2 separate regions of the Homo sapiens genome follow, and region 2 is linked to region 1. A link is an interaction called in ENCODE POLR2A ChIA-PET data of the cell type or tissue named here. Cell type or tissue: K562. All regions are shown on one strand. Links, peaks and the distances in the headings refer to the core of each region. The heading gives the core; the rest is flanking DNA. Region 1 overlaps CACNA1S (calcium voltage-gated channel subunit alpha1 S). Region 2 has its middle 60 kb from the start of INAVA.

The links. ChIA-PET counts read pairs that join two places held together with the same protein. Peaks named below come from ENCODE experiments on the same cell type or tissue, not always from the same donor. Only the 100,000 strongest peaks of a DNase experiment are listed, where the experiment ranks them.
Region 2: POLR2A ChIA-PET joins it to region 1 with 5 read pairs; 2 of 35 experiments call an interaction of 5 or more read pairs at or near these places.

The regions. Positions count from the first base shown.
Region 1 is chr1:201,037,535-201,041,919 of GRCh38, forward strand. CACNA1S (calcium voltage-gated channel subunit alpha1 S) reads right to left here. Exons shown (of 44, transcript NM_000069.3): 41 at 3,970-4,055; 42 at 3,088-3,179; 43 at 2,697-2,840; 44 at 1,978-2,548. The coding sequence ends at 2,297. Among named protein-coding and RNA genes, the nearest start is that of KIF21B, 16 kb to the left of the region's middle. In K562, for the core only: no CTCF peak of the experiment used is centred there; a DNase peak (open chromatin) is centred at 2,095.
Region 2 is chr1:200,952,761-200,957,145 of GRCh38, forward strand. It overlaps the pseudogene MROH3P. Among named protein-coding and RNA genes, the nearest start is that of INAVA, 60 kb to the left of the region's middle. In K562, for the core only: no CTCF peak of the experiment used is centred there; no DNase peak of the experiment used is centred there; H3K27me3 peaks cover 2,548 bases.

The DNA.
Region 1 (4,385 bases), core at 87-4,086:
TAGGCAGGCCAAGGGGGAACTCCCAAGGAAGCTTCAAGTTGGAACACTCGAGGGGTAAGAGGAAATTCAGGAGATCTGACACTCGGGGGATTTTCAGGCAGGGAGCGGGCTAAATTGTATCTCATGCTGCCTAGAAGTCAAGTAATGTAAAGATGTGAGAGTCCACTGGGTTAGCAACCAGATAGTTGGTGACATTGGTGAGCGTGTTTCCAGAGAAGCGATGGGGCAGAGGAGGATTGCCTAGAGAGGAGAAATGAGAATGGAAGGAGAAATAGAAATGTGGACAAGGAGACCACCCAGGTAAGAAGTTTGGTCCTCAGTCAGCAGTGGTGGCTCACGCCTGTAATCCCAGCACTTTGGGAGGCTGAGGTGGGTGGATCACTTGAGGTCAGGAGTTCAAGACTAGCCTGGCCAACATGGCAAAACACAGTTTCTACTAAAAATACAAAAATTAGCTGGGCATGGTGGCACACACCTGTAGTCCCAGCTACTCGGGAGGCTGAGGGAGGAGAATCACTTGAACCCAGGAGATGAAGGTTGCAGTGAGCTGAGTTCATGCCACTGCACTCTAGCCTGGGTACCAGAGTGAGACTCTGTCTAAAAAAAAAAAAAAAAGATAGATCATAGATGATGGATGGATGGATGATGGATGGATGGGTGGATGGATGAATGGAAAAACAGAGAGGGAGACAGAAATAGGGAAATAGGATGGCTGCAGGGTCAGGCTGCTAGGAGGGAGGCACCTGGAATGTGTTCCATGCAGCTAGAAGGGGCCTGTGGAGAGGCAGAGAGAGGGGATAAGGGCTGGGGTAGAATCCGAGCAGCTGGCAGGAGAGAACTGGCTTCCACTGGGTCAGAAGGGAAGGAGGAGAATGAGACAGCAGAAACAGGTGGGTTCATCAGTGTGGAGACAGGAGCTGAGGGAGGAACCTTCTGGTAGCTTCTATATATTTTTTTGTGTGTGTGAAGGGAGCAAAGCTAGCTGCTGGTGTTGGGGTTTCAGGAGAGAAGGGCGTTGAGATTGCTGCACTGACAGGGACTAGGAAGCATTGGGGCCCTGTTGAGACTGGGGGAAGGGACGTATAGTGCATTAAGAGTGCGAGCGTCCCTGCCCTGCATGACTGATACCCTAGGCCCAGCTGAGAAGCCCAGAAGCCGACTGGGGGTTCGCTAGGAGGCTGCATGGGGAGGCCAGCTTGGTTTCCATAGCAACAGCCACAGAGCAGGCGCTTGGCACAGGCTTAATGATGGAATGGCGAGAAGAGCAAAGAGTCCAGTGAAGGGGGAAGGATGCTGTGGGGACATGGAGGGCCCGGTGCAGAGTCCTGACCTTGCCTCTGGCTGTGCACCCCAGGGCTGTCCCATCACCTCTGCATGCCTCCATTCCTTCATTTTTAACGTGGAATTCACATGTACTTTGCATGGTTGTGGTGGCAATAAAATGAATATTGTACATGAAGGTGCTTTGTAAACAACGTATTGCAGCCCCTGGCATGAGAGCAGGTGTGTAGGTGGCACGCAGGAGGCACTTGGTAAATAGTAGCTACTGTTACTCATAGTTACTTGGTGTGGCTAAGAGGAGCCCTGGAGAATGTAGATCTTTGATATTCAAGGCAATAAACAGGGGGCAGTTGAGGGCTCTGAGAGCCTGTGTTGGCAGTGGACTCTGGCCAATGCAACATGGTCGTAGCTTCGAAGATGTTTGGCCATGGTGTGACCTGGGGTGTGCAGCTGCTTCTGAGACCACCAGTCCTTTCTGGGGCTGCTTGGTCCCAGTCAGTGGACTTGGCTGTGGACTTCAGGAGAACCCACAACAGGTCCCTCTCTGCCTCATGCAGAAAAATAATCCAGATGGCCCCTCTGTCTTTCTCCACAGCCCAGTCTCCCAAGCCCATGGGCAGGGTTCCTGGGGAAGGGACTGGGGAGGGGGAAACACAGGTGTAGAAGAGTCCAAAAAACTGGACAAGCAGAGGCCAGTTGCCAGTGTCACAGGCCTGGAGATTTTAATGTCCTGCAGGTGGGAGTGGCCCTAGGCCAGACAGGCACTGACCAGGCCTTTTTGAATGACATTAGAAGCTCCATCCAATCATGCCTCTTGCTGGTGAGGGGCAGGGCCTGTCCAGCTACTTCCTCCGCACTTTTTGAGGTGGTTCCTGACCACCCTGCCTCAGGCCATGCATCTAGCTGCTGAGAGGGAGGGAGGCTGCTGCGGTGGGCTAGCCCTTCTCCACCCCAGCAACTTCCCCACCCCCATTGGTCATGCCAGCTCTAAGCCCATGCTGATGCTGTGTGGGCATCACAGCCTTGGAGGAATAAGGGTCTCCTGGGAGCCCTGGTGTTGGTCGAGGCTGCCCAGGGAGGACCCGAGGTTCAGGCATCCCAGGGAGCTGGCCATGCCCTCTGGGGCCTCTCGTCCTTTCAGTAGCTCTGTTGCCATGATCTCCACTTCCTCTGGTTCCATTTGGCAGGCATCTGCCAGGGCCTGGCCTGTTGCCATGATGAAGTTTGCATCAGCTGCCAAGGTGCCCAGGCCCCCTCGAACCAGAGCCTGCAGGGAGGAGAGTAGGCTGAGTGGGGTCTTCCTGGGGAGCCACATTTGGGGACCTGCCTCTGTTGGCCCTACCCTCTCTCCACGCCAGGCCATCACAGGGCCACCACTCAATGCAGCCACTGCTGTGACCCAGCCCCTGGCTCACCTTTTGGATCAGCAGGGCTGTAGCTGGTGCTGAGCACCTGGAAGTATTCTCCCTGGTGCTCCTGCTGTGGGGTGTCTCCTCATGAAGAGACCCTGGTGTGGAGCTCTTTCTGTCCTCAGGCATGGAGGACTCCACCCTGGGGCACTGTTCCAAAGGTACAAAAGCAAAGACCCCGACAGGGGTGCTGGAGCCCACCAATGAGCAAAATTCCAGATCATCTGAGGGCAACTCAACCAAGATCCACAGAAAGGGGAGGATGGAGGGATCCCGTCCCTTCTGTACTGTTGGACACATTGCTGCCACAGCCTTCCCCTGCCATGATCCCACTCCAAGTATCAGGCCAGGCAGGGTCTCTGTATGGAGTTTGCTCCCAGGCCTCTGCCACTGTTACCTGGCAGGGGGCAGGAGGTGCCTGGCCTCTGGGCATTGCCCTCTGGGTCAGCAGTCCCTTCAGCATCTCCACACAGGGTTTGCTGTGGGGTCCTGTATGCAAGAAGGGGCAAGGATAAGAGGGGCTGCTGACTCCTGCCAGGAGCCCTGAGTCAACAGAGGCTCGCTTGGCTGGCTAGCCACACTCTGTGAGAGCTCTGAGATTCTCAGGGCTGCAGAAGGTGTCTTAGAGGGTGGACACATGATGAGGCCCAATCAACTCCAGGCCAGGCAGGGCTGCCCCAACTTTACTGGCCCTGGTCGCTGTTCTTGAAGGTTTGGGAGAGGGGATAAGGGCCAGAGTCTCTGGCCAAGCTGGTCCTCTGTGGTCCCTGGGTGTGTGCACATTAAAGTGAAAGTGTGTTGGGGAACACAGCAGTATCCTTATTGCCACTAGCCCCCAGCATCCTTGGGGCTCCTACTGTCACACAGCAGTCTAGGACATACTAGACTACAAGATCATTTGCAGAAGGGCCCCAGAGTCAAGACGTCAGTGTGTCCAGGGGCTGCCCTTCCAGGGACCTGGGGCGGTGTGGGGACTCCTGTGCTGGGGATGGTGTAGGGGGCTGTGTGAGTTTCCTGGGAGGCCTGCAGAGGGCCCTTTAGCATGAATGGGCTTTCCCCCTTCCACCTCACTCAGCCACCTAGATGGTGCCCTGCTTCCCCCCTGGACAAGTAGCTGGTCCTGATGGTTTTCCCATTCCAGGGCCCAGATGACTGCCATTGTAACAGGCTCCCAAGCCAGCCCTCCCAGCCAAGTTCCCAGACTCTAAGAAAAGAGTGGGGCTTCCCGGACTCCTCTGGGAGAAGACTCAAGCTTCTTAGATGCACAGAAGGGACTGACCCAGGACCCTGCAGGGTTGGCCAAGGGCTCGTCCTCTGGTAGCAGGCGTCTCTGTCTCTTCTGGGAACTCCCTTTCATAGTGGACACTGAAATGGAAGCAAGGCTGGGTGAACCAGAGAAGGCTGCTAGCTCTCTCGGCATCCCTGCCTCTCTGGCCCCAAACATCCTTTTCCCTCAGAGCCTGTACAAGGCCAACCTAGTGTAGCAGCCGTGACTCTAGGGCTGACGTTTCCACCACTGTGCCCCAGCCAGCCCTGACTCTCTAGGAGGAAGGAGTCCAGAGCATTCCTGACTCCACTCCTTTGCTCAGTTGCTCCCTCTACCCTTTCTACATTCTGTTCATCTTCCAAGGCCCAGCTGCAGCCTCCCAGCCTTTGGAACCCTGCTTCTCCATCTTGGCCACACATAGGATCACC
Region 2 (4,385 bases), core at 156-4,155, 85 kb before region 1:
TCACTCCCTGTTTGTTGCTTCATTATCTTTATTCATTTCCTTGAGATGATCACAAGTAGAAACGTTTAAAACAGAAAAGGTCGTATGCTTTTCTTCAGTGTACTCAAGAAACAGCAGAGCTCTGTTATTTTAATTCTCTCTAATTCTGTGAAAAGGGTGTTATTTACCTCTATTTTGTAGAGCACGAAAGTGAGGCTCAGAGAATTTAAGAAGTTACTTACTCAACTAGAGGGTAAATTAGGGTGGTGGATCTGCCTGACTGCCAATCAAAGACAGATGAAAACTGCTGAGATGTTAATGAAGACTTCTTTGCCAAATGTACATTCATATGTGCATGCATACATGCACACTAAAGCAAGTACATATATTTTAAATGTATCTGATTGAATTTTGCCTTTTTAAATGTTATTTTATTATTTAAAAGATATTTTCTATATCACAAGTCATCAAGCAATAAATGTTATTTAAAATAATCTATATACACATATAATACGAATAAGTAAATTAAACCATGCAAACTGATTATTTTTTTATTTTATTTTATTTTTTGAGATGGAGTTTTGCTCTTGTTGCCCAAGTTGGAGTGTAATGGCGCAACCTCAGCTCACTGCGACCTCCACCTCCCGGGTTCAAGCAATTCTCCTGCCACAGCCTCCTGAGTAGCTGGGATTGCAGGCGCCTGCCACCACACCCAGCTAATTTTTTGTATTTTTAGTAAAGACGGGGTTTCACTGTTGGCCAGGCTGGTCTCAAACTCCTGACCTCAGGTGATCCACCCGCCTCAGCCTCCCAAAGTGTTGGGATTACAGGTGTGAGCCACTATGCCCAGCCTATTTATTTATTATTTATTTTTGAGAAGGAGTATTGCTCTGTTGCCCAGGCTGGAGTGCAGTGGCATGATCTTGGCTCACTGCAACTTCCACCTTCCGGGTTCAAGTGATTCTCCTTTCTCAGCCTCCTGAGCAGCTGGGATTACAGATGCCTGCCACCACGCCTGGCTAATTTTTGTATTTTTAGTAGAGACAGGGTTTTGCCATGTTGACCAGGCTGGTCTCAACTTCTGACCTCAAGTGGTCCACAAACTGAGTTTTGAAGTGCAGTCTTTTTTTTTCTCTTCTACTTTTGCCTTCTCCCCTCCTACCACATTACGTCTACACCTCCACCTCTTCATCTCCCAAGTATCTCAGATGCAAGCAACCAAGTACGTACCCTTCTGCATGCTCAAATAATCACACACACATAATAGATGTTGACAGATTGTTTTCCAAAGAAGCACTAACAATTCACATTTATCTCAGGGAAGTGTGAGAGAACGGTGTCTCTATCTCTTCCAACAACAAAGCTTAACTCTTTTTAGATGTTTGTCCTCCTGGCAGGTATAAAGCAGGGGTGTCCAATCTTTTGGCTTCCCTGGGCCATATTGGAAGAAGAATTGTCTTGGGCCACGCATAAAATACACTAACACTAATGGTAGGTGATGAGCTAAAAAAAAAAAAAATCGCGAAAACCTCATAATGTTTTAAGAAAGTTTACAAATTTGTGTTGGGCCACATTCAAAGCTGTCCAGGGCTGCGTGGGGCCTGTGGGCCGTGCGTTGGACAGACTTGGTGTAAAGCAGTATCTCATTGCTGCTCTGGTTTGCATATCCCTGGCTTCTACTGATTTTGAACATTCCGCATATAATTCTGTGATTTGGATTCGCCTTTCTGTGAATTCCTTCCCATGTCCTTTGCCCATTGTCCTATTGAATTGTTTGGCTTTTTCTTGTCTACAAGACTAATTTAACTTCTGATTTTCCATTTGCATGACTACATGTGTTTTTCCATTGCAATGTTTTCCATCACGTGCATGCTAGTCTATTTTTAAACAGAGTGCATGCCAGGCTGGTTTATCCAGGTGAATGTACTGATATGTGTAAGTCTGAGCCAGCCTACCTGTGCAGACTCAAGGTGTCCATCTGGCATGTTCATTCCAAAGCATGTGCACTTAGAGCAGGAGTTCTCAACCCTGGATGCATATTCATATCTCCAGGAGAACTTACACTAATACTTGGGTGCCAACTCAGTACAATTAACTCAGAATCTTGGGGGTGACGTGGGGTCCAAGAATCAGCATTTTTAATAGCTTTGCAAGTGACACTAACATGCAGCCAAGGCTGACTGCCTAGGAGTCAGCATCGCTTTTCGATATCACCCAGCAGAGCCTGGAGTCCCCAGTGCTGTTGAATGATCATTACAAGGATTTCTTTCTTTTTCTTTTTTCTTTCTTTCTTTTGTTTTTTGTTTTTTGTTGAGGCAGAGTTTCGCTCTTGGTGCCCAGGCTGGAGTGCAATGACACGATCTCAGCTCACTGCAACCTCCACCTCCTGGGTTCAAGCGATCCTCCTGCCTCAGCCTCCTGAGTAGCTGGGATTACAGGCATGTGCCACCACACCCGGCTAATTTTGTATTTTTAGTAGAGATGGGGTTTCTCTATGGTGGTCAGGCTGGTCTCGAACTCCCGACCTCAGGTGATCCGTCTGCCTCGGCCTCCCAAAGTGCTAGGATTACAGGCGTGAGCCACTGCGCCTGGCCGACAATGATTTCTTAATAATTCTCCTTTTTCCCCCTCCCTTTAAAAAAGTTACTATTCTAGGGGACTGTCTTTGACTTTTCTCTTTTGCTTTTTCAGCACGTCAGTAAATCTGACTAATACGTGCTTTGCAGTGTTCTTCAGGGTCATCCTTTCTCCATTCCCACTACCCTGGCCTAGTCCAGACCCTTATTACCTGTGCTTGAAGCAATTATTTTAACTTTTTTTTAGAGACAGGGAGTCTCGCTATGTTGCCCAGGCTGGTCCCCAACTCCTGGCTTTAAGTGATTGTCCTGCCTCAACCTCCAGAGTAGTTGGGATTACAGGTGTGAGCCGCCACAGTTGACTAGAGCAACTCCAAAAGATAACATGCTGATCTCTCTCCTCCTAGGACCTTCTGTCAACCCAACACATTTCCCACGCCCAACATTTCTTGCCAATGGGATCCTCCTCTGGAGTCGGGCCAGCACCCAGTTGCCCTTCCCTCAACTACATTACGCTTAGCTTATCCCTACATTTCGCCCTTGTTTTGCTATACCCACCTTTTCCCGTTAAACACACACATGTTTACGTTCCCCTCCCATCTGCTCATTGAAGTTCTCTTTATTCAAGTTCAGCTCAAGTTTTACCTTTCTTTTTTTTTTTTTTTAAATTTTTTTTGGAGACAAAGTTTCGCTCTTGTCCCCCAGGTTGGAGTACAATGGCATGATCTTGGCTCACTGCAACCTCCGCCTCCCGGGTTCAAGCGATTCTCCTGCCTCAACCTCCCGAGTAGTTGGGATTACAGGTGCCTGCCACCATGCCCAGCTAATTTTTTTATTTTTAGTAGAGACGGGCTTTCACCATATTGGCCATGCTGGTCTCGAACTCCTGACCTCAGGTGATCCGCCCACCTCGGCCTCCCAAAGTGCTGGGATTACAGGCATGAGCCACCACACCTGGCCAAGTTCTACCTCTTTCACAATCTTTTCCTAGATGAATCAACACCTGTTTATAATAATTTTTTACTTGCTTTTAATTTGTGTAGTATTGTTATTGCCTTGAAATGTTCACTAGGTCGTTCATGTACCTAAGTCTTGACTCTCCAGCTGAATTGCTAGGATCTTTGAGGGCAGAGTGCATTTCTTACTTTTATCTCCTGCAGTTTCCCTTATCAAAAATGCTTAATGCGGCTGGACGTGGTGGCTCACACCTGTAATCCCAGCACTTTGGGAGGTTAGGCGGGTGAATCACCTGAGGTCAGGAGTTCGAGACCAGCCTGGCCAACATGGTGACACCCCCCTCTCTACAAAAAATACAAAATTAGCCAGGTATGGTGACACATGCCTGTGGTCCCAGCTGCTCGGGAGGCTGAGGCAGGAGAATCGCTTGAACCCGGGAGGTGGAGGTTGCAGTGAGCCGAGATCGTGCCACTGCACTCCAGCCTGGGCGACAGAGTGAGACTCCATCTGGAAAAAAAAAAAATGCTTAAGGGGCCAGGTTTGTGGTGGCTCATGCCTGTAATCCCAGCACTTTGGGAGGCTAAGGCGGGTGGATCACCTGAGGTCAGGAGTTCAAGATCAGACTGGTCAACATTCTGAAACCCCATCTCAACTAAAAAATACAAAAATTAGGTGGGCATGGTGGCACATGCCTGTAGTCCCAGCTACTCAGGAGGCTGAGGCAAGAGAATTGCTTGAACCCGGGAGGTGGAGGTTGCAGTGAGCCGAGATCATACCACTGCACTCCGGCCTGGGCGACAGAGCAAGACTCCATCTCAAAAAAAGAAAATGCTTAAGGAAAACTTGGAGAATGAATAAATGACTTCTGGGATG